2 separate regions of the Mus musculus genome follow, and region 2 is linked to region 1. A link is a loop called in an ENCODE intact Hi-C map of the cell type or tissue named here. Cell type or tissue: heart. All regions are shown on one strand. Each heading gives the region's core, and the rest is flanking DNA. Links, peaks and the distances in the headings are about the cores only.

The links. A loop is a pair of places that touch in the nucleus more often than their neighbours do. Peaks named below come from ENCODE experiments on the same cell type or tissue, not always from the same donor. Only the 100,000 strongest peaks of a DNase experiment are listed, where the experiment ranks them.
Region 2: it touches region 1 in a loop (7-fold over the local background); 3 of 42 quality-filtered maps call a loop at or near these places.

Annotation. Positions count from the first base shown.
Region 1 is chrX:160,764,571-160,767,478 of GRCm38, reverse strand. n-TVtac3 (a tRNA gene) reads right to left here and starts at 1,369; the gene lies at 1,297-1,369. It also overlaps a transcript of Rs1 not described here. In heart, for the core only: no CTCF peak of the experiment used is centred there; a DNase peak (open chromatin) is centred at 1,398; H3K4me3 peaks cover 1,366 bases; H3K27ac peaks cover 436 bases.
Region 2 is chrX:160,136,528-160,139,435 of GRCm38, reverse strand. Pdha1 (pyruvate dehydrogenase E1 alpha 1) reads left to right here and starts at 1,006. Exons shown (of 11, transcript NM_008810.3): 1 at 1,006-1,180. The coding sequence starts at 1,124. Gm39547 (a long non-coding RNA gene) reads left to right here and starts at 1,189. Exons shown (of 2, transcript XR_878293.1): 1 at 1,189-1,655. In heart, for the core only: a CTCF peak has its summit at 1,422; DNase peaks (open chromatin) are centred at 995 and 1,465; H3K4me3 peaks cover 2,260 bases; H3K27ac peaks cover 1,986 bases.

The sequences.
Region 1 (2,908 bases), core at 178-2,677:
GCTCAAGATGGAGAAACTTGCTTTGAGATAGAGTGTGTGTGTCTCACATTTGATTCCCTTCATTTAAAAAAAAAGTACTTATGTCAATGTCTGGCATACTCTGCTATCATTACATGGACATTAAAAATAAAGTTGATGGGATGAATGGGGTCATTGGACGTCGAGTTTCAGTTTTGCAAGAAAAAAAATCTGGAAATGTGTCCACAGCAACATGAGTGTATTTACAGTACCGAACTGTGCATTTGGATAGCTGAAGTTTTAAAAAGAGTAAATTGATTGTTAATAGGAAAAATCACATTTTATTTGTATTTTTTTTAGTTACAAATGATGTATATTTATATGCTGCATAAGCAAAACGGGGGTGGAGGTGTCAGTGGAGGTGGGGGGAGAGGGCTGGGGTCGGGGAAGAAGCCAAGAAAAATAAATTAGTTTTTCATTCCAAACCAAGAAAAAAAAATCTAGTTTCTCATTCCCCGGTTAGTTCTCTGTTCCCACCATCTCACCCTTGACCCTGAGGACCCCCCCAAAACCTTTTGCTCATTCTTCTTGTGAAAGATAAATACATCTCTTCACTCCTCCTCCCAAGAAATTCTCTTCCCTGAACAAAATTGTAATAATGTGAACAACAACTAAAACGAACTAGAGAAACATTTAGTTATCAGCCAGCACGTACTGGATGTGTTTGTAAAGCCTGGCATGAGTAGGGAGCGAGAGTAATCGGGGATGAACTATATACAAGTATGAAATTGTCAAGGACTACATTTAATTAATAAATTTAAAAGCACGCCATGTATTCTAAACTATATATAAATTCTTCCTTCATTAACCCTCCAACTACACTGAAAGGAAAAGAACTATGCTTTTGTTCTTGTTCTGCATTTTAGAGTCGAATAAGATATTAAAGAGTTGAATAAGGTGTTTTTAATCTTTAATCACAATCAACTTTTTAAAACGGCAGCTTCAGTTAAAGCATGGCTACGTTGACGTACTTTCGTGGGAAGTTCAGGGGATCAGCTTGTCCTCGAAGGGGCTGCTGCGGGCCGCTCCTGGTAAAGTATAGTGGAGCTTCTCGAAGTGGGGTAAACAGCGGCTAAGGCTCTGAATCGCTCTGCTTCCACTCTGGGAGTTCTGGTGACAACGGCTGGGACCTTGGTGGAGACGAGGTGTCTGTGGTTTCGTCTCTGAGATATAAAGATGTTAGGGAAAAATGTAGGTAGAAAAAACAAAAAATAAAAGTTTTCCGGTTTTTTATCTAAGATACTTTTGGGGAAAAAATGTCAGCTGGCTTTGCAGCTATGGTTCCACTGGGGCTCGAACCCAGGACCTTCTGCGTGTAAAGCAGACGTGATAACCGCTACACTATGGAACCACCACGAAGGGTGGTATGACTATTCGGCCTTTTGAGAGTGCGCAACAGACTCAGCGTCTCCGCGGGAAATCCTGCCCTCTGCCGTGGCCCCGCCCCTTCTCAGAGGCGGGGAGTTTAAAGCTGAATTTTGAGCCGGGGTTCAGGAGTTCTTCAGGTACTCTACCCGAAGCCGTGGTTGAGCCGGTGCCCGGGTCCCTCTAAGTTCGTGACTCCAAACTTTCCCCCAGCAGCGGCCAGGCCGTTAGAGTTTACCCCAGGCCGGTTACAGTTTAACCGCTGCCTCTGGCACATCCCTCAGCTGTGCCTTCCTTCCCACACTTACAGGGACTGGACTGCCTTACTCTGGCAGAAGGTATGAGGGCATCTGCTTTGGCAGGGTTGGAAATGGTCCAAGGCTGCAGCCCTCTCACTCTCCTCTCGCCTTTCCCAACATTGTTCCCTCCCTGAAGTCACCAAGGGGATAAAATTCTCAGGGCTTTTCCTTCTGTCCCATTTATCTAGTGTAGTAAAAAAAAAAAATTTAAATAATCTAGGCGTGTTTTTTTTTCCGCCTTAGACCATTTATGTTCTCGGATGAAACACACACACACACACACACACACACACACACACAGCCTTGTATTTTTTAAATATGCCTTAGGCAGCACAATAGCTGGGCAACTGCCTACCCTTCATGTTGTTAGAATCTATTTCCTTATCGATAACACCGATAATAACGAATAATAACGAATTATTGCTTATTGTTTACTATGTTTCATCTATGCTGTTCTTGGCTCCAATTGGCCAGCCTATCTGATCATGTTTTTATGGCTTAGTTAACCTATGGCGGCTCTCCTTTCTCCTCTCCTGACATAGTTAAAAACATGAGGCTATGTATATCTTTCATCCAAGAACATAAAGGGTCTGTGGCAGGTAGAAACCCCGTGTCATGTTAATGCAATATCTTCTTTTACTATGGTCTAGGGCTAGACTAAGTAGTGGTTGTATACAGGTCAGCTCTTCCTGGTTGTCACAGAGGAAATAGCACCAGCTTTGTCACTTAACTTGAGAGGCCTGGTGCGGAATGAAAGTGATTGTCCTGTGTTTGGTTTGGTAGGCTATGAAGAATTCAAACGGTGGCCACAGAGCCTTACACCCAGCGGCTTGACCCTGCTTCAAGGAAGGCAAGGCTGTGAGGACTTTCTGTTACCAAAGGCTCTCAGGTGGGTTTCTCTCTTTTTATTGTGTTAGTTTGCCTTCCCTGGGGCTTCTGGATGGGTCTTTATCACCATCCTTAGGACTGCTCACCACCCTCAAGCTCGAAAACGTACTAAAAACCATTTGGGGGCATCTTTAACCATCCTAGAGGAGGTGACCTAGGGTGGTAGTTGTTCTTTTTCCTAGCATCTTCCTCTGAGGCTGGCAGAATAATGGAGATATGATACTGGTTAGAAATAACATCCATCCACCAACCCCTGTTTTTCTGATAATGCAGAGGGAAGAAATGGGGTAGGTTGGGGATAGGGTGGCATGGACACAGATGTGGAGGGAAGTGAAATT
Region 2 (2,908 bases), core at 219-2,718, 630 kb after region 1:
GGTTCCCAAGTGACCTCCTAGAAATGCTACCTGGCCAATCCATGCTGGACATTTGAATGGAAAAGTCAGCCTCTGTTTCTCTGACCCAGTGATAATGTGAAGCTGACCGATCCAGGCAACAGTTTGAACTTTGAGAAATCATCATCTGCACGTTTCCCGTGTTCTCATAAAGTCTCGTGTCCTAATCTTAATAGTGTTTGGGTAACAACAACACAGGAGATACAGGATTCTGCCTTTTCCCAAGCATAAAGGACAGACAAACTGCTTGTCTATAACTGAGTCCCCCATGAAAAGAAGCAAGCTAACAAAAAATCAAAGAATAAACGCTAAAGCTAAACTCTTGGATGTCTATGGTCAACGATTAATATTTGCTTTCATTTACTTATTTTGATTTTTTTTTTAGATAGCCTCGCTAAGTAGTCCAAGCTTGTCTTGAACTGAACAGACAGCCTGACCTCCAACTCTGGCTATCATCTGACTTCAGACTCCCTAAGGAAGGAATGACAGGCATGTGCCACCACACCCAGCAACATCCAGCATTTAACTGTTAAATCTCACCCAAGTCAACCAGGGCAACACTTTGCAAGGAATATGTGACCTTTTAAAGACAAATTAGTGGCAGGACCATTTCTAGAAACCAGATGATCTGTCTTTCTTGCCCTGGCACCATGGCTTCTCTGTGTAATGGAACAAGGCTGCCTGCCAAAGCTGTACCACAGGCCCGACTGGGCAAAGGGCAGGACCCGCTTTCACCACTTCTTCGCTGGTCTGTGGTACTCAGGGCAAAAGGAAGGAGAGGCCTCTTCCCCACGCCCCGGGGCCCCCCACTTTCCCACGCAGGCGCCCTGGGACACCGGCCTCTTCACCCTCCAGCCACAGCCCCACCTCATTTTTTAGTTAATTAATGGACGGCCACATGTTCCTCCTCAGAAGGGCGTAGCCATCGCCAGCAACCATTCTGGTTGGCCTGCAGACTAGCGCGGCGTGTGATGCCGTCGCGACTCCGTCACTGCGTTTTGGGCGTGGCTTCGGCTCCGGGCGCCTCAAGGAGACTTGGGGACGCCCGCACCACTCCTTTTGAGTGCCTGGGTGCCGCGGCCGCCGCGTGAGTCTGCTGCGCTCCATGAGGAAGATGCTTGCCGCTGTATCCCGCGTGTTGGCAGGCTCTGCGCAGAAGCCGGTGAGGTCGCCTGATCCCGGGAGGCCGGGGTGGGGCTGGAGCCGGCCTGAGGCGGGGCAGGAAGAGGGCGGACCGGGCCCCCCTGGAGCGCACGGCTGGGGGCTGGGGACGAGCTGCGGGACTTGGGTGGGCTTTCCGCGCAGTCCGTGTCGCCACTGGCCGGGGGAAGAGCGGCTTGAGAACGGGCCCGGTCCGCTGTGCTTCCCCCGATCGCCCCCAGCGGAGCTTCACGCCAGCTCCCCTGCAGCGCCCCACAACTGCTCGTCCCTTACGGGACACTGGGAGGCGGAGCTTGGGCTTGCTCCAGCCTCTCTGGACTCCGCTGACTTCCACTCTCCTTCATGTCATTGCTCTTGGCTATGAGGCCACGTAAGACGAAATAAAGAGCTCCCAGTCCCGGGAGTCAGGTTCCGTGCGCACTCCGACTTCTTCGTTTACTAGCCTTGGCACCAGGAACCATCAAGAAGCAGGATATGTAAAAACTCGTCTGAGGGCCTAGTTCTCTCATCTCCATAATGGAGATTCTGAGGACGCTACCTTCTGGGGGGGTGGTTATCTTGAGTTGGTCAGTGGCACGAATGCCAACCCTTCTGCCTGGCACCTGCCAAGGGCCGGTGTCCAGCTGCGTGAGCATTTGTGGATCACCTGTGTTCTGTTCTGAGGAAGGTTCAGGGAGGTCAGGTTCACGGAAAACAAACTTCCTCCACTCCCTGCTCCTCTGAACTTTTTCTTGGCAGTCAATTTTCGAGCAATCGAGCATAACCCAGAGGAAGCCGCCTTTACCCTTAAACACACAGAGGCTTAGAGTTCAAAGTAGCGAAAGAAAACAGCAATGGTTTTCGGAGAGTTGGGATTAGAGGTTAAGACTTATGGCCCGGCTTTAAGAGCTGTCTAATACCTAAGCTTTTAGCATTTTGACCTCTAGCCACACAGAGGTTGCCTTCTCTTGGTGTAACTGTCATCAGGCTTTGACTTGTAATTCTGGTTCTGTTGATTTCTTTAGGATTTGATGCAATTCTGCTCAGTGTGGGGAGGTTGTAGAAAGGTCGAAATGTCCTTCTCTAGGAATTGCATCAAGGAATGGAAAACCACCATTTGAATCTGAACCGGCAGCAAAGCACATTTCTACGACATAGCCAACATTTATTGAGCTCTTAGTATGTGTCCTGAATTCGGCCACGATCTTCACGCGTGTTAAAAGTGCATCATTGATTTTCAGTTTGTTTGAACAAGTTTCTTGTGTGCAGAAATTGTTAGTTGAAGGGAAATTTGTTTATAGCTTGGGGGCTGGGCATGAAATAAAATTGAAAACGAAAAGAAGCTTTGTTCTCAGTGGAAAGAAAAAATAAACAGCTCTGACTAGAATCAAAGTTTCTATAAGTTGCATTAGAGTCCGAAATCAATAAAAATCATACCTTCTGCTTTGAAGACATGTGCTCCTCTTTTGGAGTATAAGAGGGTACTAGGAAGCTGGGAACACTTTTAAATCTTCCTTCGACACTAGAAGCTAACCTTAGGTGTTGTATCGCTTTGTCTGACAGCCGTTTACCGTTTCCTTTAAATTCACCTTACAGCAGGGAAAAAGAAATAGATTCTAGAGTCGAATTCACCATAGGAAGTACCCAGTTTTTTTCTCACTTTTTGTTGTGGTGGAACATATCCAGAAAGTAGCTTTTTAACTTTTCTTTTCTTTTCTTTTCTTTTCTTTTCTTTTCTTTTCTTTCTTTC